Regions from separate parts of the Homo sapiens genome. Here regions 2, 3, 4, 5, 6 and 7 are each linked to region 1. Evidence: chromatin loops called from intact Hi-C (ENCODE). Cell type or tissue: heart left ventricle. All regions are shown on one strand.

Region 1 (4,000 bases):
GCAAAAAGAACAAAACAGTACAGTATAACAATGCAAATGTTTAGAAAACAGGGAACTCTCTTAACATTCAAATTCAAGCTTAGATATGGCCAAGGTGACAAACTATTTCTATTTGCTAAAAAAGATTATTTTTAGCACTTGTTGGCTTTAAAAGATGGTCTCCTTGCTTTTAGGCTGCCCCCATGTGTTCTGATGGTATCAGTGTTTGTCCAAATTGTGTACCAGAAATTCTTTTTCCTTCCATTTAAAATAAAGTATGGATTTTCAATCAGTACACAAGAGAAAACTGGACTTGAAGGCAGAAAAATTTTGTGGATGACCTAGCTCTGCTACATAGAATTTATATGGATTTTTAAATACAATTATTTCCTTTATTTAATTTCCTTTGGCTTCAGAGTTTTCAGCTAGGAAATGGAGATGATAATATCTGTCATGATTGACTCACAAGGATGTGATGATCAAATAATTTAATATATTAGATAACACTTGATAACACCTTACGAAACACACGCTAGTTACCAATATAAAAGTGAGACTGACTTTTTTTCTGTAAGTGGAAACTACTGCATTGTAATACAGTGTACTATAGAACACACTGGATGGATGTCCTTTGATTCTTTTTTTGTTTTTCTAATATCTAATTTTGCGACTTAGCAAATCAAATCAATTTTCCATAAAATAGATGACTAAAGAACCTCTATCAGCGATTTTAGATTAAAAAAAAATCCCTCTTAAATTTTTTTTTTCTTGATGGACTACTAGTCAGAAAACACTTGGATTCCAGGTCTATAACGCAACTAACATGGAAACATTTAATCTCTGCACAGCTTGGTTTCCTTATGGACGATATCTTCCAGCTTTGATAACCAGTGATTTTAAGAAATCTGTGACGCAATCCACATAATTTACTGCACCTTTAAAAATGAAAATATTCATAGTAAAAATGAATTAGAGTTTTCACAGAAGGAAGGGAATACAGTTTAATAACTCAAAGAACCCAAAACATTTCCTTAAAAAAAAAAAACATGTTTTACAGTTTCTGAAGTATATGAGTCAAATTTAGTTTTAATATCAATCATCACAGAATATTGCTTGATTGAAATTTCAGTAATTTATATTTGTGTTTAATTGAAAATTCTAAGAAAATGGAAAAGCCAACATAAAATATATTCTATAATTAACTCAATGTTATTAAATCATTTTGTTTTCTCTAATGATTAAGTAGAATGTCTTAAATTGTTTTCTAATTCTTAAGAGAAACAGTGATTTATAACCACCAACTTAATTTTATTAGATACCAAAAATGTTTTCAGACTTGGACATCACAAGCCTTGACAATAGCAATTTGATATTTGCTGATCATTGTTGGTTTCTTCGAAAAGCTTATGTGGAATATTCAATAATCAATTCTTTAAAATGCAATGTTTTGTGAACAAGTAGCATGACTAATACATGATTTGTCTACACCATTAAAAATTTTAATTTTCTTTTTGCATCCCAATCCCTATGGCTTTCAATTAAGTCTTATAGAAAAGGAATGGTGTTTCTTGTATACAATGAAATAGAGGATTGAATCAACTCATGTACAGGAGTTAATTTACATGATTAAGAATGCTAATAAAATACCCGAAATTACTACACTGATTTGTGGATTAAGAAGGCTAATAAAATACCGGAAATTACTACACTGATTTGTGGAAATTGGTGAATAAAAAGTCAGGTTCAAAAAGCTTAGTTTGCTGCAGCTGATATTAAGCCTATATTAACATTTTGATAGGCCACTACAAGATACAGAGCAATATCATCAGAGTTGCTTTGCTCTTTATAAGGTCATTTTATAGTACTGAGACAGAAATAATTGTAATAAATTACTGGCACAATGTGTTTCTAGTAATTTAGAAAATGTTCCGGTATTTGAATAGAAATATAATCAGGATTCAGGCGCAGCTATATTGGTCTGTAAAACCGGATTAAAGCAATCAATCTGTTATCAAAAATCTCTGTCGGAAGATTATTAGGACCACCCAATTCACCGTTTCAATTCTAATGACCATTTGCCCTAGACAGTAGAATAGATAGGTGGAGAAAGTGAGCTTCCAATTTACATGACTTTCCAAACACCTTAATGCCTTTGCGTAAACATCACTGGCAATTTTTTTTAAGTTAAAAAATCGGCAAAATGGAAAGACAGCGGTGGTCCTTTGACCCTGTTCCGCTGGGGCAGGGATCGGGAGGGTGGGGATTGAGACTTCACTTAAGAGCTGCTTCAAGGAGTGCACAGAAACCACAGCGGGCCTTTTCTGAACCATTTGCTATCCCCGCAGCGAAGGGACGCTTAAGGAGGAAGTGCCTGTGGAGCTGAGAAAGCGTTATTTCATCGCGGAATACAAATAATTCAGGTCTCTAGATGGCAGCCTTCAATGCCTTTGGAAAGCAGTCTCTCTCCTCCTCCGCCACCCCCACCTCCCCTCCCACCGCATCTCGGCTCCTTGGCAATGTAGTATCACTCCATGTGTGCCCTGGCCAGTGGATATTGGGTTTTGCTGCTCTCCAAGAATCCGAACTTAAAGTGTTTATTCTAGGGCCTGGTGCTCTGCTCTGGAAGCTACCTACCTACCTGCTTGGGGAAAAGAGGGAGTAGGGATGGCACGAAGAGCCACGCTAAGCCGCTGCCCAGGAGAGGTGGGGCTGCGCCGCAGCCAGGACACCCTCTCCCTGGGAGCAACAGCATCCTTGGCTCCCGGCGCGAGCGCTCCGCGCCCAGCGAGCGCAAAGAGCGCAAAGGCCACCTGCCCGGCTGGGGGAGCAGGCCCAGCACCACCGCCCCGATTTACCCAGACATTTATGGGAAAGACATAAAAATCTCAGGTTCTTAATTTCGCAAAGGACTGAGTTAGAAGGAGTGTGGAACAGGGGCAAAAAAGAGACAGGAGAAAGAAACACACCCCGAAAAACACGTTACTCGCACCCGGCAGCGCCTGGGGTGGCGTCCGTGACCTACCCCGGTGTGGGGGACGAGCAAAACCAAAGGTGTTAAAGAAGGAACTCGCAGACTGGCAGGGGGTGTGGGGACGGTGGAGGACTGTGGGACTGCAGGGGACCTAGGTGTTTTCTGCCCTGTCTTAAGATCTCGCTTTGGGGGCAGTCTAGGTGTCGGTCGGGGGTGAGGGACAATCTTCCCCACCCCAGCAGCCCCAGACACCCGCCCAGGTCAAGGTGGAAGGAAAGCGGGGGTACTTTGCCCTAGCCCGGTTCCCTCCTGTTTTAGACCTTGGAATCTGTCTCTCCACAAGGTGTGAAACCTCTCCAAGCTGTGTCCGCGGAAAGTCCGGCTCCTGGCTCCACCTAGGGCAGAGCAGACCTCCGTCCCTGGGCCTTAGAGGCGGGCACGGGGCTGACCCCCAACCCGTGCCACTCCAGCGCACAGGCCCCACTCAGCATCGCGCCCTGTGGGGCAGTTGACAGGGTCCCCTGTAGCTCCAGCGAGGCTGGGCCGGACTTATTTACAAGTGCAGTGACCCCTGTCTCCTCGCTGGGAGCCCCGTGCAAACCGAAGCGCTCTGGGGCAAGTTGGTGAGCGACTCACAACGCGGAACGGAGTTTGATCGACATGGTATTGGGCATAGAAAGAAGCGGGTCTTACCTTGGTACCGAGAGCAGGGAGTTGCCATCCATTGTTGGTGGGCGCCCAGAGAAGAAAGACGGAAAGTGCAGGCGAAGGATAAGTCTGTGGTGCTAGGACCCAGCTCCCAGAGTGCCAGACTGGCGCGCGCCAGGAGAGAGGCGCGCAGGCTGGGGCGGCGGCGGCGCCCACGGAGACTAGCTCCTCCCTGGCCAGCAAGCTCTGTGCGCTGCGACCGCCCGCTGTCCCCTCCCGCCGTCCTCTCTGATCTTGCAGGAGCGCGTGGCCAACGCTCCCACCTTTCTGCCTGGCTCCTGCCTCCTGCAGGCGGGCCCCAGTCTCAGTTGCTCGAGGATCCTGCTCTATCGCTCATTCGTG
Region 2 (4,000 bases), 480 kb after region 1:
GTTGACACCTATTATCTTAAATCCTGATGTTGTTCGACATAATTATTGTGTGTGATTAAAAATAACACATCAGTGCTTTCTTTTTTTTTTTTTTTTTACTCTTTACTGGTGTTCTTAGTTTTTCCAAACCAATATGGTTCATTCTCACCTCTCTGTATCTACCCCATCTTGCTCCCAAAAATAAATACACACCTTATAAGATGAACAGACATTTAAACAAAGAACCATAACCGCAGTTTCTTTGGATGCCATTTGGTCACAGAGGATTCCAAGCCAACAGGTGGGTATATCAAGCTACTGACCAGTAGGGTTCTCCTGCATTCTTTTACTATTTCTACGTATTCTTCTACAAAGGAATAGGTAAAACACTGAAAAGCAACATGACAAGCCCACTCTATCACTTGAAAGTTGATGGGAGACAATTCTTTCCAAGTTGAGTGAACTGAGGGCCTGTCCAAGGGTCTCTCTGGGGAGGCCTTCTCGTCCCAACTCCCCATCCCATAGTCATTCCACACTCCAAAGCATATTTCCTTTACCGGAAGCAGCACACATCCATCCCTCAAGTGCATTTCTCCAATTCAAGGAGAGAAAGGAAGGAAGCAATGAAGTTTCCTTACATCGTGTGTAGAAAACAGTGGTGTGTGAGTGTGGTGGTGGTGGTGTACGTGTGTGCATGGGGACAGATAGATGTCAAACAGATGAAGTACGGAGCTGAGCATACTGCCTTCCAAACAACTGATCTGGGTTTGGCTCCTGGCTATTACACCATTACATGTTAGGGCTTGAGAGGGTCAAGCTCTTGAGTGTTGAATCAAATGGATGAGAAGCAAATTATCATCACTGTTGCTGATCAAGCTGAATTGGAGAATGTGTCTTGAACATTGGTCACAGTTGAGTTTCCTGACATGTCCAGATATGATGGACTGATTAGCAGATAAGGTCTGTGTCCTTAGAGACCAGCCTCTCACAGTATGACAGAGAATCTCAAAGGGGCTGGGGCATGTAAGCTGACTCTTTTCTCTGGTGTCACCAACCAGAAAAGTCATTTCTCATTCCATGGGGAGAAATGGAAAGGGAGTGAAATGAAAGAGAACAGAGGTGTTTCTCCCATTCATTACCCTCTAAGGAACTAGAATTTTCCTCCCCTTGAAGAAAACATGAGAAATAGAGGGTAAGCATTCCTTTCTGACATGAATAGCTGCACAAAACTTTTTAGTTTTAAAATTACTTTCTTATACTCTGACATATAAATAAATCCTATCAGTGGTGTTTAAACTGTAGGGCAGATAAGAATTATTTTGAGCTTTAAAAAAAGTAGATTCCCTAGGTCACACTACGTTTTCTTTTTAAACAAACATGTGTTGGGGCTTAACCCTTAAGAATTACTACTGCATGTAAGCCAATTTTGCTCTATCGTTAACAGTATGTACTGAGCCCATAAATGCTGCCCTGTGGAATCACAGAGAAAGGTTTATCTGACCATGGGGTTTGACTTCTGGTGCTCAGAATGCTCACTTAGTTACATTTGGGTGTATAATTAAACCTAAAAAATAACAAGGAAACTTTAAATACAAAGACCACCTTACAAGTCAGCAAAAATATTTACTGTTACAGTACTAAGTAAGTGCAAGAAATTAAGGGATGGTTCTCTAATCAGGAACTGCTTCTGCTTAAAATATTATTATATCAATATGTTCTTTTTCTTTAAAAATGAGAATTATAGTTACCTTAGAGAAGCATTCTCTAATAAAAATTATTGTGATGATAGAAATATATCTATGCTACCCAATACGGGCACCAACATGTAGCTATGGAGTACTTGAATGCACATAACACAACTACAGAACTGAATCTTTAATTTAATTACTTTTAATTTAAATATACGTAGCCATGTTTGACTACTGTGTGTCGTATTGAGTAGCACATCCTTAGCATATGTTTTTAAAACTGTGGGTTGAAATAAACTAACGGACTCTGAAAACAATTTAATGTTTTATGTCAGCATTTAAATAAACGACCTCAAGGAGTATAGATATTGTGAAAGTTCCTCACACATAGCAAATATGTTATTTTATAAAGTTTACTTATGAGGAAAGAGAAAAATGATTACCTGGTCATAATACAAAATGTGTTTTGTGTGAATTGTTGACTTTTGCTCTATGGAGTGTATAAAATAATAAGTATATTTAGGGGAAGGAACCAAAGAAGAAACACACCTGCAAACTGCGATGTTTTTTTTTGTTGCTTGCACTGACAGAAAAGCCAGTGAGAACTATGTGATGATAGCTCCACCTTGAGGTTTGATGATAATATTTCCAGTAGGGAAAGGATGAAAGGAAACACATGAGAAGAAACATTAATTTTCTCATAATGTTTATAACACTACACTTTTGTTTCTACAGTTCGCATTTAAAAGCCCACTGATTCTGGCCTTCCAGAACCTGAATTGCCCACCTCAAACATAGGTTCTAACTAGAAACTTAAGTGGATATGTTAGTGGACAGAGCCTGCCATGTGATACTCCTGCCAATCTTCTGGTCGAGGTTTTGATGTGCAACTTCGAAGAGTGACCCTCCGCAAAAAAAATCTCACTGGGCTTTACCCCATAGAAAGCTGAAAGGTGGCCTTCGAAGTGGGTATTAATGCAGGACCACTAACATTTTATGTCTCATTGTATGAAGAGAGTATAATTATTAAGTCCTTAAAACCTATTAATTACCATATAGATATAGAAATATGTCAACTCCGTATTCTGAAAATGGATTATATCATGGTTGGCTAATAGAATTTTTTTTTTAAATTATGTAATTTCATTAGAGAAGAGGGGAAGAGGAAGTGGTTTGTTGATGAAAAAGAAGGGATTTTATACCAAAGGGAAATTATGATTCTTTCTTGATGTTTAATTTGCATCCAATAAAATTAATTCTTCTTAAGTGTTTAGTTAGATAAGTTTTGATAATTGTATCAAAACATGTAACTACCAGCCAAAACAAGATAATGGGCATTTCTATAAACCCAGAAAGTTCCATTTTACCCCTGTTAATGGAACCCAGAAAGTTCCATTCTACCCCTTCCTTGCTGTGGGATATTACTGTACTCTTTTCCAGCATTGGAGGGTAGCTTGTCTGTTCCCAAACATCAAATAAATGGAACTATGTCCTATTTATTCTAATGTGTCTGGGTTCTTTGGCTCAGTAAGATGTTTTTGTAATTTATCCTTGTTGTCCCATATGTTACTAACTTATTCTTTTTTATTGCTGAGTACTATTCCATTCTATAGATAGGCTGCCATTTGTTTATATATTTTCTCTTTCTGGATATTTGGATCATTTCCAATTTGGAGCTATTGTGAAAAATAAGGCTGCTTTGAACACTCTTGTAAAATTTTTGTGGCTATGTATTTTTACTTTTCTCAGATAAATACATGGAAGTGGAATTTCTGAGTCATATGATAAACACATATTCAACTTTTTGAGAAACTGCCAAAAAGCTGGCCACAAGAAAAACTCCAAGGCCAGATTAATTCTATCAAACATTTGCAGGAGTTTTTTTACGCATTCAGGATGCCAGTGATTTGTAAGATATGTGCACGCACGCATGCACACACGCACATACACACGTGTGTATATATGTAAGATATCCTAGACATATATCTTATATGTATTCTTTGATAAGTACACTTTTTTGCAAAAGATTATATTCAATACTATTTCGCAGCCTATAGTTTGTCTATTCATTCTCCTATTTCTGCCTTTTGAAAGCAGACTTTAAAATTTTGATGATATATGATTTTTTTTTCTCTTTTATGTAAGATGTAAGATTGCTGTTATTACTTGCCTAAATGTTTGGTAGAATTCCCGGGTAAAGACATCTTAGGGGAGGTTGTTGATTACAGATTCAATTTCTTAAAGATATTGGAATATTCCCATTTTCTATTTCCTCTTCCATCAGTTTTGGTAATTTGTGTTTTTCGAGGAATTTGGCCATTTCATTGAAGTTG
Region 3 (4,000 bases), 140 kb before region 1:
CAGAAACATCATGGGCCACGTGTGCTGGAGAAGGGAGTTGGGAGAACTGGATCAATCATGAATGGTATCCAGGAGAAGGCTGAATTTGAGGTGAGCTTGGAGGTCAGGGGACATGTTTACAGTGTTATTACAGGAGGAAACTTTTGGTAGTGGGAAGCTGAAATAAAGTTTTTATTTTTTTTTGCAGGGGCAGTTAGGGTGAATGTTATGTGTGACTAAAATGATAAAACCTGGAAGATTCTGCATTACGGTTGCATGAGCTGGAGAGAAACCTGTCAGTGGGGAGGCTAGGGCTGCATGCTGGAGCCACCAGCCAATGGAGAACAAGGCATAATTACTGTGCTCTTATTGCATTCTCTGTAAAATGCCTGCATGAGCAAATCCAAATATGCCAAATGACCTAGGAAAGGATTTTTTTAAGTATGTATTTTTACATAATTATCCTTTTTTCTTGAACATAGAAGTAGTGGATTTTCCTGCAGTCTTCACATCCTGTTAGTTCATGAGGGCAGGCCCTGTCCATCACTGGATTCCCAGTGCTCAGCATGGTGCCAGGCATCTGGCAGATGCTCAATAAATTCTCGTTGGTGAGTGCAGGTGACAGGTGTACAAGAAAGGGACATTTGTAATAATCATTTCCCTTATTTATAGAATGAATTCCAATGAATGTAGTCAATAAACAGTTTTCTTCCCATAAAGGTACAGGGAATACGTACAGAAGCTACAGGAGAATTAAATGAGCTAATAAACCAGCTATTGGCTACCATTTCCAGTACTTAGATTGGCTTCGTTTTCTCACAAAGAAGCATTTGCTAAAAAACAGACAAAGACAAAATGTTGAGAATCATAATTGGTAATAAAGACCCATAAAAGGTGCTAACATTTTTCTTGGAATGGCAGCTCCTTTCTCTTCACATAAAATACATTTCTTTTGTGTGTTTGTGCACGTGTCCTTACTGAGACCATCTGCAGACATACTTAGCTGAAGCAGATGGAAACACACATCATCCCGAAAGAACACGAGCACTTCTTCTCTTGCTTCCTGAACAGAGCTAATCTTGTGGTTGTACTCCACCTTTTACACTCTAATGCTGCTCTTCTATCACTATTATGGTTTTTAAACAAAACATTGCAGGAATAAATGTCACTGAGAAGATGATGCCACCTTATGATTTTGACTTTAATAAAATATTCCTCACAACTACTTACATACAATAAAATTTGAATGTCTATAGGAAATACACAGTTTTTTTTAGTATTATGGGTTATTAGCCAAGTAATCACAGTGATTACTCTTATTTATGACTCTCTTTTCATAAATGAAGTTCCATGTAGGCATTTGTAAAACTAAAATTTTGTTGTGAAATTTTATTAACTAGTGATATAAAATATATTTTTGTGAAAAGCTAATGTGAGGAAGAGGATGACATGAAAATCTAGTATTCAATACAAAACACAGTCATTTTTAAGTGAATTGTAATTCACAGCAACTTTTGCGAGGCAACTGTATTTTCTAAACAGTTTTATTTTGACAGATAAAGTCAGACAAAATCAGTGCTTTTATATAAGATAAAAATGAGTTTGACTTTTTGAATTAAACACATAGAAAGAACTGATGATGACAATTGTTGGGATCAAATCCATATCATAAGTGCAGTTTTATGTTTTCATGTATTAATTTTAGTCAACATTTTAGACTATTCTGATAGTGAAATGCAACCATCAAGAAATGTCATTGTATTCTGCGTCCACTAGGGGGAAATCACTGTGCAAGGGGTCAGATGACAGCAGGGTTTTAGCCTAGGAGGTGAGCCCTTTGATTTCCTCTGCTTGATTTTTTTTCATTTTTCCTAAAGTTAGCTAACATCTACTAAGAAAACTTTTTCAGAAAATATTAACCAAAAGCATGATGTCAAATTGCCTTAAAATCTAGGCATTTGAATGTTGAATATGACCAAATATTTACTAACAGTTTTTCTTAGAAGAAAACCAATTCCTTCTTTGAGCAGCTTCTAACAATGCAGCCATCTGGCCATGTGGGATATGACAGCATCTCTTAATTTGATGGCATCAAAATGCTGATTCACAAAGCGTCTAAAGAAAACATTGCCTCCTTTCTTTTTCTAACCAAAAGGCTTCTGTTAGATTCAGGACCCTGGACCAAAATTACCTTCTAAAGAATATGACATTTTCTGCCTAGTACTGTAGGCAATTTTTTCATCAACGGTGTTATGCCACCCATGCTGTGGACATTCCGGAATACATTCGACTGTTTGAGAAAATGTTGCATTTATATCCAGTCATTGCTTTGAAGTGATTGCAACAATTACACAAAATGAAATATAAAGTTTTATTTACATTTAAGACTGTCCAGCTTCTCTTTTTTTATTGTCAGCATTAAAAATAATTTTGAACTGCAATTCTGGGGGAAGCTCTTCAAGCAGTTTGTGATAAGAGATACAGTAAAAGGAGTACAAATATCTAAAATACTAGAGATCTTTTAACTAAACCTACCTGAAGCCAATTGTATTGACAGCTTAAAAAATAAAATTAAAAAAATAAGTATGCACTCAAGATAATTGTCTATTTTGCCATAAAAATTTAGTGTTATTGTCTTAGACATTTCATTTGAATCGAGGATACACTTATATGTAATGTCTGATGTACATTTACTAGATATGTAACACATTATATTTATTTTAGATTTCCATTTTAAAGAACTGCTAGTAGCAAGTGTTTCCTTCCTGAAAGTAGGCCCTAAGTAATTATGTGGACTAGAAGAAAACTAAAGAATCAGTAGAAAAATGTGTTTCTACATTTCACCTGCTTGGAAAAATGTGCTCTGGGCTATATAAAAATAAAGCGGTAATAGAAAATTAACATATTAAAAATACACAATACCATAAGATGTTTTCCTATATGATTTTTTAGGAATAGCTTTCTTGTGTTTTATCAGCCACTGGCAGTTTCTCTAGTGTGACTATTCTCTGTTTTCCATCAATCAGCAATTTTTTGTTGAATTCCACTACATGCTAACACTAGACTCTAAGTTTAAGGCAGATATTCCAGGCACTAATTTTTTTCTCGGGGCTAAACATTTTTACCTCCAAGGGCTCTTAGGAAAGTTAAATCAGGATTCTCCAAGTATTTGTTCAGAAGACAGTTCTGGGCTGGGCACAGTGGCTCACACCTGTAGTCCCAGCACTTTGGGAGGCCGAGGCAGGTGCATCACAGGAATTCAGGAGTTCAAGACCAGCCTGGCCAACATGGCGAAACCCTGTCTCTACTAAAAATACAAAAATTAGCCAGGCGTGGTGGTGCGTGCCTGTAGTCCAGCTACTCAGGAGGCTGAGGCAGGAGAATCGCTTGAACCCAGGAGGCGGAGGAGGTTGCAGTGAGCAGAGATCGTGTCACTGCTCTCCAGCCTGGGTGACAGAGTCAGACTCTGTCTCAAAAAAAAAAAAAAAAAAAGAAAAAAGAAAACAGTTCTACATTCTCTGAAATCTTATGATCACTAGAGGGTATAACCTTGTCTTAGAGTAACTGTATTACTCTATGTAATACAGTGCAGATTTGCTGAATGAATCTAGGTGGTCATGTGGAGCGGAGGACACTGGCCGTGGGAGGGGATGTGCAGACTCTGGCTCTGCTCTCAGCTCCTATGCTGTTGTGAGGAAAGGAGATGGGAGCCATGTCCTGTGGGTTGTGAATTGTCAGGTGAGTCTTAGAAACAGAGCAGCTAATCATCTTTACTAGTCGGCAGTCTTAAGGCCGAACCATAACTATGAGGACTACTCTTGTTTCCTGGAAAAGGGAGAAGAAAGTGAAAGTGGAAATTAAAGGGCCCAAGTAGGAGAGAGCAGAAGAAAAAGAAACAAACAAACAAGAACAACATAAAAACAAGCAATCGTGCAAACAAACAAACAACCAATGGAGCATCACAGGTACTGGCTTACTCCTGGAAGGAGCTGCATTTAGGTCTGAAGACCAATGGGCTCTG
Region 4 (4,000 bases), 130 kb before region 1:
CAGGGCCTTCAGAAAAGCCTCAAAAAGACCCCCCTCCTTGGGCAAGAAGAGACAACACTATCTGGGCAAGGGCAGCTGAGCATTGAAGTTTATCCTTTTGGCATTCCCCAACCTCATTATGATTCCACATGTTAACTTCTAGTTAACATTTTCCCACTTGAAAGCAGAATAAAAGCATAAAAAATATTCTTGGGCTTCAAATAGCTCTTGCCAAATACATTTTTAAATTTCAGTATCAGTACCTGAATGAGATAACAAACAAAAGTGGAATAACTCTCCAAAATATAAGTGAGTATATGTAGGAAAATGTGTTTCTTGTATTTTTATTTCAACATAAAATCACAGAATTTGACAACAAGAAGTTACTTTAAAAATTACCTGGTTCAGGCCAGGTGCAGTGGCTAATGCCTGTAATTTCAGCACTTTGGGAGGCCGAAGTGAGCAGATCACTTGAGGTCAGGAGTTCGAGATCAGCCTGGCCAACACTGCGAAACCCCATCTCTGCTAAAAATACAAAAATTAGCTGGGTGTGGTGGCAGGTGCCTGTAATCCCAGCTACTTGGGAGGCTGAGGCACAAGAATCACTTGAACCCGGGAGGCGGAGGTTGTAGTGAGCCGAGATTGCACCATTGCACTCCAGCCTGGGCAACAAGAGCAAAACTCCATCTCAAAAAAAAAAAAAAAACAAAAAACAACCTGGTTCAACTCTCTCATGTTATCTGTAAAGAAACTGAATTACAGATAAGTTAAGCAAAACATGCCAAGCCCCACAGCTACTTCATTCATTAATTTGTGTCCATTCATTCATTCATTCATTCACTTTACTCACTCACTTATCCCTTTAAAGAACACTTAAGGACAGCCCCTCTGTGCTCGCAGAGCTAGGTGTGGTATGCAGTGATGAGATGAACGAGATGGTCATGGTTCCTTGCAGTTTGGTGGGCTAAACTAGTCTAACTGTTTGATGATCTGAAACTTGAAATCAGACAGCTGTAAATGAAGACAGACTCCAGTGAGTGCTACAACAGAGGTACAAACTAAAAATTGATACTGAAGTCTGGACAAAAGAAAATGGGTGTGCTCTAAGATATGGAAATTCAGAAAGACCAGCTGGGGTTTTGAATGAGTTAATCTAGGATTCAACGTGGAAAGGAGAGTACACTGGGAGAGAAAGTTGGTAGGTGAAGAGTCCATTGTCTTGATAAGATTCTGTGCTTTCCGTTTTAAATACTGGGGAGTGACAGAAGATTTACTTCTAAAGACAACGAGGAGGAGAAAAAAGTTGTATCTTATTTTTGCCTAATTGTCCGCTGGGGCTGAAGGGGACACCATGCTCCTTGAAATCCCTTTTGATTACCTTTAATTCATCAGTTCGCTGCCACGAAATTGGAGCACCCTCAAAAGATTTCCACAAGGTTAGCTTGCTTACAGGAGATCAACCCTGACGTAAAACTCAGTCACTTCTTTGGTTTACATAGAAAAATAAATCATTCATTTCAAGTCTTTGAGTTTAGCAGGTTATCTGAATACCTTTTGGTGAAACGGGGGGGTGGAGATGGGTGGGGGGTATTTACCTATTTACCATTACCCTTTTCCTCTTTAATCTTTCAACTCCACCTCATCTCTCACCTACTCCCTCCTGGCTAGTCCTTGACCTCTAAATTCTCTTCTCTTTATCATGTAGAACTGTTTCTTTGCTGAAGTACAGTCATACACCTCATAATGACATTTCTATCAATGACAGAACGCATATATGACTGTTCCCATAAAATTATAATACTGTACTTTTACTGTAATTTTTTTAATGTTCAGGTATCTCTAGACTCACAAATACTTACCATTGTGTTACAATTGCCAACAGTATTCAGAACAGTAACCTGCTGTACAGGTTTGTAGCCGAGAAGCAATGGGCTACAGCATATGGCCTAGGTGTGTAGTAGGCTATGAGGATTAGTAATGTTGTTCATTTCTTCATATGTCTGTGGGCCACTTGTATGTGTTTTTTGAGAAGTGTCTGTTCATATCCTTTGCCCTCTTTTTATTGGGGTTGTTTTTTCTTGTTGAGGTGTTGCAGTTTCTTATAGATGTGTGTAAGCGCACTCTATGTTTGCAGAATGACAAAATCACCTAATGACTCAATTCTCAGGATGCATTCCTGTCTATAAGCAACACGCGATTGCACTGACACCAACCTAGACCGGGAAAGGGAGTGTGGGACGGTGCTTGAGAGCCCAGCTCCAATCCCAGCTCTGCTCCTATTGATTGTGTAAATTATGCAACCACTAGGAGGCTCCATATCCTTGCCCATAAAATGGGGAAAACAACAGTACCTATCTCAGGATTTTTGGAAGGGTTTAAACACATACAGCTTACAAAGTCTAAAACACAGGAAGTGCTCAATGAATACTTTTGTTGTGTTACTGTTACTTCTCCAAACACTTATCAATGTATGTTTAAACATAATTACCTTTAAAAAATCTGTGCTATTTAAAATCTTTTAAATAACTATGTAAGTAATACACATGCACAGTTTGCCTCTTAATGAAAAATATCTGCCTTCTGCCCCACATTTTCTAAAGTGTGATTCCCTTCCCAAACTAACTTCTCTTTCTTCCAGTATACTGTTGTTTATTGATCACAAATGTGAGACATTGCTGCATTATAAAGAATGAGGTTTTTAGCACTTCAAATTATTTATGTATTATTTACAATAATTTTGGCTTTTATTTCAGATTTAAGGAGTGCATGTGCACCTGGGCTTACTGCATGACACTAAGGTTTGGGGTATGAATCTTATCACCCAGCTAGTGAGCATAAGACCTAATAGGTAGCTTTGTGAGCCCTTGGACTCCCACCTCTCTTCCTGCTCTAGCAGTCCCCAGATCTTCCCATTTTTTATGTCCATATGTACCCAATGTTTAGCTCTTACTTGTAAGTGAGAACAAGTGGTATTTGGTTTTATGTTCCTGCCTTAATTCACATAGGATAATGACCTCCAGTTGCACCCATGTTGCTGCAAAAATATAATTTCATTGTTTTTTTATGGCTGCATAGCATTCCATGGTATATATGTACCACATTTTCTTTATCCAGGGTAAACAGAAAACCTACAGAATGGGAGAAAATCTTCACAAACTCCAACATCCAACAAAGGTCTGATATTCAATATCTATAAGAAACTGCAATAACTCAACAAGAAAAAACAAATAACCCCATTAAAAAGTGGGCAAAGGATATGAACAGACACTTCTTAAAAAAACACGTACAAGTGGCCCACAAACATATGAAGAAATGATCAACATTACTAATTCTCACAGACATGCAAATCAAAACCACAATGAGATACCATCTCACATCAGTCAGAATAGCTATTATTAAAAGGCCAAAAAATAGCAGATGTCAGGGCTTGAAGGAAAGGAACACTTAGAAACTGTTGATGGGAAAAATACATTAATTCAGCCACTGTGAAAAGCAGTTTGGAGGTTTCTCAAATAATTTAAAACTACCATTCAACCCAGCAATCCCATTGCTGAGTATAAACCCAAAGGAAAATAAGTCATTCTGCCACAAAGACACATGCACTTGAATGTTCACAGCAGCACTATTCACAATATTTCCTTTACCTACAATTTGTTCTTACCGATTTAATTTTTACCATATGCGGATGGAATCACCCTAGGTGCTCATCAATGGTGGATTTGTTAAAAATTTATTTTTACTGATACATATTAGATGTACCTGTGTTTAGGGTACATGTGATAATTTGATACATTCACATAATTAAATCAAAGTAACTGAAATATCTATCACCTTCAATATTTATATTTTGTTTATGCTAGAAACATTTGAATTCTTTTCCTCTAGCGATTTTGAAGTGTAGAATTGATTAATGTTAACTCTAGTCACCCTACTGATCTATTGAACACCAGGTCTTATTTCTTCTATCTAAGTGATCTAAGTGTATAATTTTACTTATTAATCAGCCTTTTATATTCCCCCA
Region 5 (4,000 bases), 150 kb after region 1:
AACTAAAAGAGTTTTATGTCTTTCTCCTACTCTTAGGGTCAGTGTAGACTGCTCACCTGCCTGCAGGCAGCATCTAGGAATTTCCTGCTTGCTGCAGATAGTTTTTTTAATCTTTATAACCAGAAAGATCAATTCATAGCCACAGCTAAGATCCTCTAGGTTTTCTATTTCTTGGTTTCCTTGTTTGGGTGATTTCAAGGCATTTGGGCTCTATTGATTTAACATTCTTCAAAAAAACTAAGAAAACAGAAAGAATGAGTAAGAAGAGAAAGGAATTATTGTGTGTTTTTCTTTTCACAGTTGTTATTTTATCACAAAAGGTAGCACATACTTCTCAGCCATTCTGACCCCATCTCTGGTGTCTCAGTCTGGATGGTGATGGGTACTCAAACTCCTGAATTGAATGATGGTACTCAGAAAGCATGAGAACCTGGAAGAGACAAAGACAGAAGGTGAAAGTATTGGTTATCATAGCACTCTTTCTTTTTTTCTCCCTAACAAACCCAACACACTTTTTGTAAAGTCACCATTAATCTATTTTTATCAAGTTCCTGTCAATGTAGTCTTAACTGTTTGGGGACACAGTACTTACTATACAAATGTAAGTCCAATGTTTTGAATGTTTCATGGATTTATTATTAAGAGAATTAAGAATCATGAAAGCCTCAAATCAAGAAGATCATGGCAGATGGAAGGTAGGACTAGATTGCAGCTCCCACTCAGATGGACAGAGCAGTGTGTGGAGTCTTGCATCATGAACTTTTGCTCCAGAACTACTGCAGGAATAAATCAGAAAAGCCAAGAGAAGCCATGGACCCTCTGAAGGAAGTGGATTGCTCTTGCAGGACCCAGGAGATACCCCAAATACTGTGAGCCCAAACTGTGGAAGTGGAAAGGGAGATCATCCACCCCCAAACACATACCCTCACTGGAGAACCTGAAAGTCTAGATCACAGGAGAAGATTCTGAACTTACCTGGAACTGAGTCAGTTTAGACAGACGAGGGAAATACAGGGGTAGAAGAAGCAGCAGGAAAAGACCTGTGGTTTCTCTGGGTCTCCTAGGAAGCCATTTTTGCCTTGCCCCTCAAGGGTCCTTGCAGAAGGCTGCAAGAGGTACTGGGAAAAGATCACAGGGTGAAGGAAACCTCCAGCTGAACTTTGTAACAATTTTAACTGAACAAGAAGTCTCTTGGCCAGAACTTAGGGGAGGGTGTGAATCCAGTGTGCAGACTCCACAGGTGGGGAAGAACAAAGCCCCACTCGCTTTCACAGCTGGGATGCTGGCTAGCCTGGGGCAAGTTCTCAGCCCTGCTCGTCCACTGCCTGGAAGCAGACTCGGTGCTGTTGGTTGGGGGCATGCATGGTGGGAGCAAGCCTCTTTGTGACTGGCTTGTTGAGAAGTTTAATTTTATAAGTGAAAAGCAGAAAAACAATGGGTCCTCTGGTCAAGGCCTAGCTTCCCATTCCGCCTCCCTTATTGAACTATATGTGAATGAATAACCTGTGTGGTACAACTGTTCAAACACCAGGGCATTTCCTTCATCACCTACTTATTAGGTTTCATGCTTCCCAGATGACAAACCCAAACAAACTCATTGCAATTCTATTAAATTGTATTGAAACTATTTTTTTCCTAGATCTTCAAATATGAAAAGCCACAACTTTACATAGTTTTCACATATAAAAATACATACACACATACATACAAAGAAATTTACACACCAAGTGACCAGAGACTGAGCACTGTGTGGGAAGGTTTTACTCCTGAGCTTAGAACCAGACTCTAGGCTCTGGGGAGGAAGGTCAGGACAGGAGAAGTGAAATAGATCTTTTAAAGCCAAAATGTCACAAACTGCTCATATTAGGAAAACAAAGCCTCTTGATACTGATGATGAGTGGACCATCTTTGGGCTTGCAGTCAGAAGGGCATTGGCTGGCAGTAGATGCTCTACTGTGGTTATGTGGAGCCCACCTGGGGTCATGGTGATCAGAAGCCTCCGCTGTGTGTATCTGTGCCATGTCCAGTCAAGGTGGTTATCGGGGGAACCCGCCCCCGATAATTCTTTGTGGGTTCTTTTCTATTTTCCCTAAGTGTCAGCTGGTCTGAGAAATAAAGGGAAAGAGTCCAAAAGAGAGAAATTTTAAAGCTGGATATCTGGGTGAGACATTACATATTGGCAAGTTCCTTGATGCCCCCTAAGCCACAAAACCAACAAGTTTTTATTAGTGATTTTCAAAAGGTGAGGGAGTGTACGAATAGGGTGTGGGTCACAGAGATCACATGCTTCACAAGGTAATAAAATATCACAAGGCAAATGGAGGCAAGGTGAAATCACAGGACCGGGGTGAAATTAAAATTGCTAATGAAGTTTCGGGCATGCATTGTCATTGATAACATCTTATCAGGAGACAGGGTTTGAGAGCAGACAACCAGTCTGACCAAAATTTATTAGGCGGGAATTTCCTCATCCTAATAAGCCTGGGAGCACTACGGGAGACCTGGGCTTATTTCATCCCTTATCTACAACCGTAAAGCCAGCCCTCCCTAGAGCGGCCATTTTAGAGGCCTACCCCTAGGCAGGCATTCTCTTTCTCAGGGCTGTTCCTTGCTGAGAAAAAGAATTCATCAATATTTCTCCTACTTGCTTTTGAAAGAAGAGAAATATGGCTCTGTTCCGCCTGGCTCTCAGGCCGCCAAACCTAATGGTTATCTCCCTTGTTCCCTGAACATCGCTGTTATCCTGTTCTTTTTTCAAGGTGCCCAGATTTCATATTGTTTAAACAATTTGTGCAATTAATGCAATCATGACAGGGTCCTGAGGCGACATTCATCTTAAGCTTACGAAGATGATGGGATTAAGAGATTAAAGTAAAGACAGGCATAGGAAATCATGAGTATTGATTAGGGAAGGGATAAATGCCCATGAAATCTTCACAATTTATGTTCAGAGATTGCAGTAAAGACAGGCGTAAGAAATTATAAAAGTATTAATTTGGGGAACTAATAAATGTCCATGAAATCTTCACAATTTATGTTCTTCTGCCATGGCTTCAGCCGGTCCCTCCGTTCGGGGTCCCCGACGTCCCGCAACAGGTGGTGGGGCCTGGTCAGGTTTACATGGGTGTCAACAGGCTAGGTGGCCAGGCCAAGTTTATGAGAGCTGATCATGTGCCAGGCACTGCTCTAAGAGGTTTATATCTATATTTGTTGATTTAATATTGGAATAGGTATGTTGATTCATCTTCATCTTACAGATGAGAAAATTGAGGGACAAAAAGGTCCAAATATTTGCTGAAGGTTCCAGTGTGGGTAAGCAGAGGGCCTGCATGTGAACCCAGGTGGCCTGGCTATAGACTCAAAGCTCATATTTACATGCTGCTTACAAATAGGAACAATGAATTCGATTTTTGACATTCATATGGCTTATTTATTTTTTACTGTATAAGGAGGAAGAAAATGAAAAATGAAAAGACTTTTCTTATTAAAGAAGGAAAGAAAGCAGTATTTCTTGATGCTTGGCTGGGAGATTTTTCTCTCTCCTTTCTTTTCCCCTGCTCCATTGCACTCCACTTACCCTCTTCTTTTTCTTTTTCTTTTTTTTTCTTAATTGTATTATCTGGGGAAAACCATGAGAGGTGATATCTTTAATTGATAAAGTTTCGGTGCCATACAGATAGACTCTCTGGTTATATTTTTAATTATTCTTACTGCAGAGATCCTTGTGAGCAGTTTAGTCCACTTCACAGTGAAATGAATGAAGAAAACCTGCACAACTGCCTGAGAGCGGACAGAGTAATTTTGAGTGTATAGACACAGCAGAGACCTGGTGACAGATGGAAGTGCTTCAGGCGCAGTTGCCATGCACATTCTTCCATCTGTCAGCACAAGTGTGTTACTATTTTGGGACTCAATTTATCCATTTGGAGAACAATTTTCAGGCTTGTTCTTAAGGTTAAAGTGAAATCTATAACTCACTGAGACTGTTTCTTTCTAATCG
Region 6 (4,000 bases), 140 kb after region 1:
ATTTTCTGTATGCATTCTTATACTAGCACAAATATTTCACAAAAGCAGAAATTTCTTCCTTTTTTGCATTCTTCACTGATATAATCTGTCCTCAATTAAGTGCTTAACTCATAGTAAACACCCAATAAGCATTTACTGAATTAATTACCAACATAATTGTTTTTATTTCACTACCTTACCTATTTATTTTTATCCAGGAAGTCAAACTGTAAGAGGGGGGAAAGAAGTTTCCATCAACCATTATAAAACAAAATTGACATCAGTTATTCATCAGTTATTCCTTACCTTTCTTCAGCACAGCTGCACCCAACTCTCTCTTTTGTTTTTTTTAGATGGAGTCTCACTCTGTCGCCCAGGCTGGAGTGCAGTGGCGTGATCTCAGCTCACTGCAGCCTCTGCCTCCTGGGTTCAAGTGATTCTCCTGACTCAGCCTCCCAAGTAGCTGGGAGTACACGCACCCGCCACTATGCCCAGCTAATTTTTTGTATTTTTAGTAGAGACAGGGTTTCACCATGTTGGCCAGGCTGGTCTTGAACTCCTGACATCGTGATTCGCCCACCTCGGCCTCCCGAAGTGCTGGGATTATAGGCGTGAGCTACCACACCCGGCCTAGCTGCACCCAACTCTTAAACAGTTACCTCCATTCCTCTTTTTACTGTGCTAAATAGTAGCTTTGTAAACTTTTCAAGTGCTTCCATAATAAAACAGCCATGTCTTGAATGATGTTTCGTAAAATTTTTCTTGTAGGGAAATTGTTTCACATTTACACTAAATAAGAAACTCAATGCCAGAAATACCATAATTGATTGTGTCATCCATCTTCTTGACCTCATGCTCCTTTTTTTTTTTTTTAATGTTTTTGTTTAGTTTAAGGAGAAACAGTCCAGACAGAGAAATTCTAGGCTGTTTGCCTGCTCATTTTAGATGTCGAGTAGAGTATTCTGATGGGCAGGCTAGGAATGAGGCATCTTAGATATAAATGGCCCAAGGAAGCTATAGAGAAGGAAAACTTTAGAAAAGTAAAATCCCTTTGTAGGTATATTCATTGCCTAAGAAGTGAGTAGACGTCTATAAAATGAATCTTAGAGCATACAAGTAAGTGTGTCTCAGGCATTTTAATATCTCCAGGAAAGCTGATCTTACCACCTTACACAATAAACCTCCCCAGGTACCTAATACGCACAAATTAATTCATTGCAGATTTAGTTTCACAACTTAGAAGTAAACTGAGGCAGGGCACGGTGGCTCACACCTGTAATTCCAGCACTTTGGGAGGCTGAGGCGGGATGATCACCTGAGGTCAGGGGTTCAAGACCAGCCTGGACAACATAGTGAAACCCTGTCTCTACTAAAAATACAAAAATTAGCTTGGCGTGGTGCAGATGCCTATAATCCCAGCTACTTGGGAGGCTGAGGCAGGAGAATTACATGCACCTGGGAGGTGGAGGCTGCAGTGAGCCGAGATTGCGCCATTGCACTCTTGCCTGGGTGGCAAGAGTGAAACTCCGTCTCAAAAAAAAAAAAATAGTTAACTGAATTACACAATGTTGAAATTCTTCAGACTTGAGCACTTGGCCTTTGCACTTTGGAGGCACTGAGTATCAGAGATGGCTTTGCGGGATTTCATTTTTATGGATTTTTATACCAATATGAGCATCACTACCAATAAAGCAGCATATGCCACTGGTTAGGATGACAGAGTATGGATAAGCAGAAAGGGTAAGTAGAATAGTAAGTAGAAGTATGGATAAGTAGAATGGATAAGTAGACAGCAATTGCTGTCATCAGTGTTGTATCCCCAGCCCAACTCCCTCTCCTTGTCAGTGCCAATGCTACCCCTGTCCCTGCGGCCAGCAGAGGGAGATTTTTAATGCTGAGCACCTCTTGCTTTGGTGTGAACTGTTCTGGCTTTTTGCCTATCCTCCAAGTATATGTCATCTATGCTAACCTCCAGGGAAGACCTTCTTACAATTAACCAAGGGTGTATTTTTTCCCTCCTCTCCTCTTCCTACCTGTGACTAAAGCACTCAAGTCTGAAGTTTTTACTATGCATTTGAGGTATTGCAAAGTTTGTCCAGCAGTTCACTGCATCAAAATTATCTGGGGCCCTTGGGGACAGAGATTAACAGGCACAGCTCTAGATCTGTTGGGGCCAGATCTCTGGGAATGGAGCAGGGAAGAAGAATTTCTTTTTTACGACCTTCCAGATATCCGATATATTTTCTTTGGCACCAAAACCCTAAGATATAAGTGGGGAAAAAAGAATTTGACTTAAGGAGAAGCAATGGGCTTCAGATGCTACATTTCTTTCTGGTTTGTTTGTTTTTTTTTTCATTCAGACAAACATGAAAAGCTGTGCTGTGATCTCTGATACTCACATGATCTCACTTTTAGTACAAAGAAGTAATTTCCTCTGTGAGTCTGTTTACAATGATGGGCTGTCCAGTAGGTTCTACAGAAATCTTCAGTTAAAAAAATCACTTTAAGGCCGGGCCCAGTGGCTCATGCCTGTGATCCCAGAACTTTGAGAGGCCAAGGTGGGCTGATCACCTGAGATCAGGAATTTGGGACCAGCCTGGCCAACATGATGAAACCCCGTCTCTGCTAAAAATAGAAAAAATAAGCTGGGCATGGTGGCAGGTGTCTGTAATCCCAGCTACTCGGGAGGCTGAGGCAGGATAATTGCTTGACCCGGGAGGCAGAGGCTGTAGTGAGCCGAGATTGCGCCACTGCCCTCCAGCCTGGGCGACAGAGCCGGACTCTGTCTCAAAGAAAAAAAAAAAAATCACTTTAAAATTGTCATGTTTTTCTTTTTCTTTCTTAAGAACGCTTTGAGCTATCAAGATATTTGTGAAGATGTAAATTCAGTAGCTTATATTTGCCTTTTTCTCGTGTTCATGCTGAAAAATAAATCTCAGTATTTTTACTTATGAATAATTCATACACAGTGACAAAAATGCAAAAAGGAAAAGGTGTATTAATATTTCCATAAGAAATAACCTCATAAGCTCCTGATTTGCAAGCCCTAATATCAGTCTTAAACTTTCTACAATGTCTGGATATTTGTAGCTTTAACCACAACGGAAATGATTACCTGTTTATGTAATAAATCTTTCAAATTCAGAATAAAATGTGGTCCATGTTTTTCAATTATATTTGGCTGTTGAGTTCATTTTTGACTAGAAAAATAGGGGTTGTTGTAGTTAGTAACTACCACCTGTTTTTGACATATGAATTAACCCATTTATGCCTAGTGTTCCCTTATTGGAACGCTAAGTATGTGGGAGTTATTTATAGCCTGCTGCTCAAGGTCATTGCCAAGGTCTGATTGCAAAAATTCAAAAAATTGCAACCTCCAGCATAAATGGGTTAATGGTGTTGAAATCAAAGATAGCTTCCTTTATTTCTTTTCAGTTAATCCACTTTTTCCTGTTTTAGGCCTCAGTTCAGCACAGAATAGGTGTATTGGGAAATAAATATTAATTGTGCTAGGTCTGAGAGAAATTGTGAAGCAGGCAAAATTTAGCTCTGGTGTTGTCAGCAGCTGTTTTTAAATTGCTTTCTCTCCCATCTGGGAAGCCTTTACCTTCATGCCAGGCTTCAAGCACTAGATACTTTCTTTACTACCTTAATGATCTTTCATACAAACCGGGGCAAGTGAGAGGGAGAGAAGGAGGAAGGGGTGGAAAATGGGGAGAGAGGGAGACATGGACCTGCTATCATTCTTTTGTCTCTTTAATGAAATTTCATTCAACATGTTTTGATTTTCTTTTTCTCCAAGGATTGCTTATATTGTACTTATGTTAAATGATGAAAACAAAGACAAAAGAGAAAAGACTTAGCAGACATGCAGCTCAGCACAAAGACAGGACAGGAGTAATAGTTTGGTTGTGAGGGACTCTTCCTGTAGTTATCTTTTGAATATTTCTACCTGCATTTGTATCTCCAGTGTATTAACTGTCCAAATTTATAATTAAAAGACTATACCATAACTGTCTAG
Region 7 (4,000 bases), 470 kb after region 1:
AGACAGTAAATATAAAACCACTTCCAGAGAAATTAGAAGTGCAGGATAAAGTTGCAACTGATTATTGCGTGTCTAGGAATGGAGAAATGATCCCAATGAAAGGTAGAAAGGTGGCAAGCACTTATTTAACCCATCATTCTGAAATAATTGTAGAATTGAAATTTCCAAGCAGGAAACTACCGAAACTAGGAGATATCTTATCAGGAAATTGACTAATTTCATGGGCAAATACAAGCAGCACCCAAAGGGACCTTAATGACAATAGCTTTTATGTAGTAACAAAGTTTGCAATTTTATTGCCTCTGGACACAATGGGTAGGATGCGACATTTGGTTCCAAATGATCATGGCCTTGATGAATTCAAGAACTTGATACACAACAATTGAATCTATAAGACCCTCTGTTAGTATCTGTCGTTACCATTATGCTTGTGTATGCAAATTCTCCTAATCTTACCCCTAATTTGTTAATCTGGATTAAAGAAGAAATTCAAGAGTTCTTAAGCATGAAAAGAAATTTTCCTCATCCTATTCCATTTTGATTTCAAAATGGAATACTCCACTGAGGATGTTAATATGTTGAGACTATAAGCCACATTGAATTGGTTAATATTGTTATAACAATGGGAACTCCTCTCGTATGATGTGAGCTTCAAATGTAACCTTGTTATGAAAGGGAAACTACATGAAGGAGCACGTCATGGTATTGTTTGTAACTGCAGTTACTAAACTGCAGTTTAGTGCAGGACTGACCCATGTGCAAAAGACTCAAGTTATTCAGAAGAAAGGAAATAACATATTTGAAAGGTAAATAATATATTAGGAAAAGTGAAGTCTTTAGATGGTTAATAAAGACAATGAAAAGGGGGAATATGAATAGGCTGCCTTCTAAGGTCATTGATGAACGACGGTCCCAGACTGGGCGAACTCCTCAGACATTAAAGGAGCTATGGCATAGCAACCCAATTTATCCTAGCCTTAATGAATCAAAGAAATCTGAAGGAAATGTGCAAATAAATCCACAATTCCTTTAAAACCAGATGGTATAAAGTGAAGAAAAAGGCTTCAGTTCTGAGGGGCCATGACCAAGGTCTTGGCAAAATCCCCCACTGGGAACTTAGGGCCTTCACATTTGTGGGGGTTAAATTGTCTAAAGCTGATGGAAGAACTTTATTGTGTTTGTTAAACAATGGTGCACAAGGTACTATGATGAATAAACCATTTAATAAAAATTAAATATCAATATGATTATGTCATGGAATTATAGCAGTATTACTGTAAAAAATTTAAAAGCAAAGTTATGAGCCTATATGAAAATTTGTGAAAAGAAGTTATGTGTGACAGTTGCATCACCACTTGCTGAATATCTTATTTGTATGGATGTAAAATTTGAATGAGATTTCTTCCCTTATCCAAGCTGTTATGAAAATGAATGTGGGTAAATCTGGTTTTTGTTCCGGTTTTTAATCGCACATGCTAGAAGAGAACTACCTAAAAGAACTCAACTGGTTCATTTGAAACATCTGGGATTAGCAAGAGATTTCAGTCCTAATTGCAGATATATGAAGTGCAGTTGAACTAGTGTCTACAAAGTCTGTGTTTAGTATTCTCACATGAAAACTGGAAGAAAACTGGTGGGTCTTAGAGGTTAACAGTGTATTATATAGGCTTCTACAAAGTGGTGCCTTCGATAGCATCTGCTGTGCCAGATGGGAATTAACAATTCAAACCATATAACAAGCTAAAGAAAGTGATCTATTCAGCTAATTCTTTCTTTACAATTACTATTTTGGAGAAAAGTCAGCACCAGTTTCCCTTAAGTAGGATGAACACCACGTTTACTATTATTCCACAAGGATATTTAGAATTTTTTGCTTAGTGTACAGTTTAGTGAGAAGACTTAGATTCAATGCAATTGAAAAGCACTGTCAATCATTATATTGATGATATAATCAATATGTGATATAATGTTTGGATCTAAAATCAATCTAAAACTGAACAACTGTTCTGTATAATTATATAACTATCATTGGGGGTGAATGAAGAATCCTCCTAAAAAATAAAAAATAAAAACTACAAGTGTCAGCACAAAGAAGAAATTCCTAAGAATAGCTTGACTGGAGCCACTAGTGACTTCCATCAAAACAAACAAAATTAAATTGTTTTACTTGCTAGGTCAAAAATTCAAATAAGAGTTTAGCTGCCATACTAAAATTTCTGACATTTAAGGATTCTGCTAGCCTCTATTTAGAAAGTCACACAGAAAAAAAAAAAAATGAATTACATAGCGTTCTGAATAGCAACAGTCTTTATTGGAACTCTGAAAAGTCATTGCTCACTCAAGCACATTGAGGGCTTAAAATACCCATGCTCAGATGACATTAACAGTGTTGGCACTTACTGCTCACTGGCATGTATCACCTGTCAGTGACCACTGGGATTTTAAACTATTAAGGTGCCTAAAACGTCTACCAGTTATATTCTCTTCAAGAGATAGTTTTGGCTTATTATTGACTGAAATTGCATTTACTACATAAGCAAAAAAATTTTTGAAGCTTTAAATATTGAGGGCAATTGATACAGTTTGGCTCTTGTCACTACCCAAATCTTATTTTGAATTGTAGCTCCCATATTTCCCACATGTACTGGAAGGGACCCGTTGGGAGGTAATTGAATCATGGGGGTGGGTCTTTCCCATGCTTTTTTTGTGATAGTGAATAAATCTTGTAAGATATGATGGCTTTATAAATGAGAGTTCCCCTGCACATGTACTCTTGCCAGCAACTATGTAAGACATATCTTGCTTCCTCTTCACCCTCTGCCATGATTGTCAGGCCTCCCCAGCCATGTGGAACTGCAAGTCCGTTAAACCTCTTTCCTTTATAAATTACCCTATCTCAGGTATGTCTTTATTAGCAGTGTGAGAACAGACTAATAGAGCAATAAAAAAGTTTTTTTCCCATGTACAGGACAGAGAACTCAGAAATAAGCCTGCACACCTACAACTATCTGATCTTTGACAAACCTTGACAAAAACAAGCAATGGGGATAGGTTTCCGTATTTAATACATGGTGCTGGGAGAACTGACTAGCCATATGCAGAAGACTAAAACTGGACCCCTTCCTTATATCGTATACAAAAATTAACTCAAGATGGATTCAAGACTTAAATGTAAAACCCAAAACTATAAAAACCCTGGAAGACAAACCAGACAATACCATTCTGGACATAGGAATGGGCAAAGATTTCATGATCAGATGCCAAAAGCAATTGCAACCTAAGCAGAAATTGACAAATGGGATCTAATTAAAACAAACAGCTTCTGCACAGCAAAGAAAACTACCAACAGAGTGAACAGACCACCTAAAAAACGGGAAATTTTTGCAAACTATGTATCTAACAAAGGACAAAAATTCAGCATCTATAAGGAACTTAAACAAATTTACAAGAAAAAAAATGAACAACCCCATTACAAAGTAGGCAAAGGAATGTAAATATACCCAAAGGAATGTAAATCATTCTATTATAAAGACACATGCACATGTATGTTCATTGCAGCACTATACACAACAGCAAAGATATGGAATCAACCTAAATGCTCAGCAGTGATAGATGGGATAAAGACAATGTGGTACATATATGCCAATGGAATAATATGCAGCTATAAAGAAGACTGAGATCATGTCCTTCGCAGGAACATTGATGGAGCTGGAGGTCATTATCCTTAGCAAACTAATGCAGGAATAGAAAACAAAATACCACATGTTCTCACTTGTAAGTGGGAGCAAAATGATAAGAACACATGGACAATACACACTGAGACCTATCAAAGGGTGGCAGGTGGGAAGAGGGAGAGGATCAGGAACAATAACTAATAGATACTAGGCTTAATACCTGGGCGATGAAATAATCTGTACAACAAACCCCCACAACACAAGTTTATCTATATAACAAACCTTCACATGTACCCCTGAACTTAGAAAAAAAAAGTTAAAAACAA

Evidence for each region. Hi-C counts contacts between places; a loop is a spot of excess contacts. Peaks named below come from ENCODE experiments on the same cell type or tissue, not always from the same donor. Only the 100,000 strongest peaks of a DNase experiment are listed, where the experiment ranks them.
Region 2: a loop joins it to region 1, with 12 times the contacts of the local background. A loop is called at or near these places in 25 of 110 quality-filtered maps.
Region 3: a loop joins it to region 1, with 6 times the contacts of the local background. A loop is called at or near these places in 13 of 110 quality-filtered maps.
Region 4: a loop joins it to region 1, with 3 times the contacts of the local background. A loop is called at or near these places in 14 of 110 quality-filtered maps.
Region 5: it touches region 1 in a loop (4-fold over the local background); 9 of 110 quality-filtered maps call a loop at or near these places.
Region 6: a loop joins it to region 1, with 4 times the contacts of the local background. A loop is called at or near these places in 9 of 110 quality-filtered maps.
Region 7: it touches region 1 in a loop (12-fold over the local background); 25 of 110 quality-filtered maps call a loop at or near these places.

The regions. Positions count from the first base shown.
Region 1 is chr2:228,177,924-228,181,923 of GRCh38, forward strand. SPHKAP (SPHK1 interactor, AKAP domain containing) reads right to left here and starts at 3,764. Exons shown (of 12, transcript NM_001142644.2): 1 at 3,644-3,764. The coding sequence starts at 3,675. In heart left ventricle, a CTCF peak has its summit at 2,368 (motif pointing right); DNase peaks (open chromatin) are centred at 2,738, 3,398 and 3,858; H3K4me3 peaks cover 3,761 bases; H3K27ac peaks cover 4,000 bases; H3K27me3 peaks cover 1,654 bases.
Region 2 is chr2:228,655,703-228,659,702 of GRCh38, forward strand. No RefSeq gene overlaps it. Among named protein-coding and RNA genes, the nearest start is that of LINC01807, 46 kb to the left of the region's middle. In heart left ventricle, a CTCF peak has its summit at 2,292 (motif pointing left); no DNase peak of the experiment used is centred here.
Region 3 is chr2:228,038,195-228,042,194 of GRCh38, forward strand. All of the region lies in intron 3 of SPHKAP (SPHK1 interactor, AKAP domain containing), which reads right to left. LOC105373918 (a long non-coding RNA gene) reads left to right here. Exons shown (of 3, transcript XR_001739908.2): 3 at 3,814-3,900. Among named protein-coding and RNA genes, the nearest start is that of SPHKAP, 140 kb to the right of the region's middle. In heart left ventricle, a CTCF peak has its summit at 1,748 (motif pointing right); no DNase peak of the experiment used is centred here.
Region 4 is chr2:228,046,798-228,050,797 of GRCh38, forward strand. All of the region lies in intron 3 of SPHKAP (SPHK1 interactor, AKAP domain containing), which reads right to left. Among named protein-coding and RNA genes, the nearest start is that of SPHKAP, 130 kb to the right of the region's middle. In heart left ventricle, a CTCF peak has its summit at 2,276 (motif pointing right); no DNase peak of the experiment used is centred here.
Region 5 is chr2:228,325,640-228,329,639 of GRCh38, forward strand. No RefSeq gene overlaps it. Among named protein-coding and RNA genes, the nearest start is that of SPHKAP, 150 kb to the left of the region's middle. In heart left ventricle, no CTCF peak of the experiment used is centred here; no DNase peak of the experiment used is centred here; H3K27ac peaks cover 945 bases.
Region 6 is chr2:228,316,566-228,320,565 of GRCh38, forward strand. No RefSeq gene overlaps it. Among named protein-coding and RNA genes, the nearest start is that of SPHKAP, 140 kb to the left of the region's middle. In heart left ventricle, a CTCF peak has its summit at 1,855 (motif pointing right); no DNase peak of the experiment used is centred here; H3K27ac peaks cover 459 bases.
Region 7 is chr2:228,647,278-228,651,277 of GRCh38, forward strand. No RefSeq gene overlaps it. Among named protein-coding and RNA genes, the nearest start is that of LINC01807, 38 kb to the left of the region's middle. In heart left ventricle, no CTCF peak of the experiment used is centred here; no DNase peak of the experiment used is centred here; H3K27ac peaks cover 1,427 bases.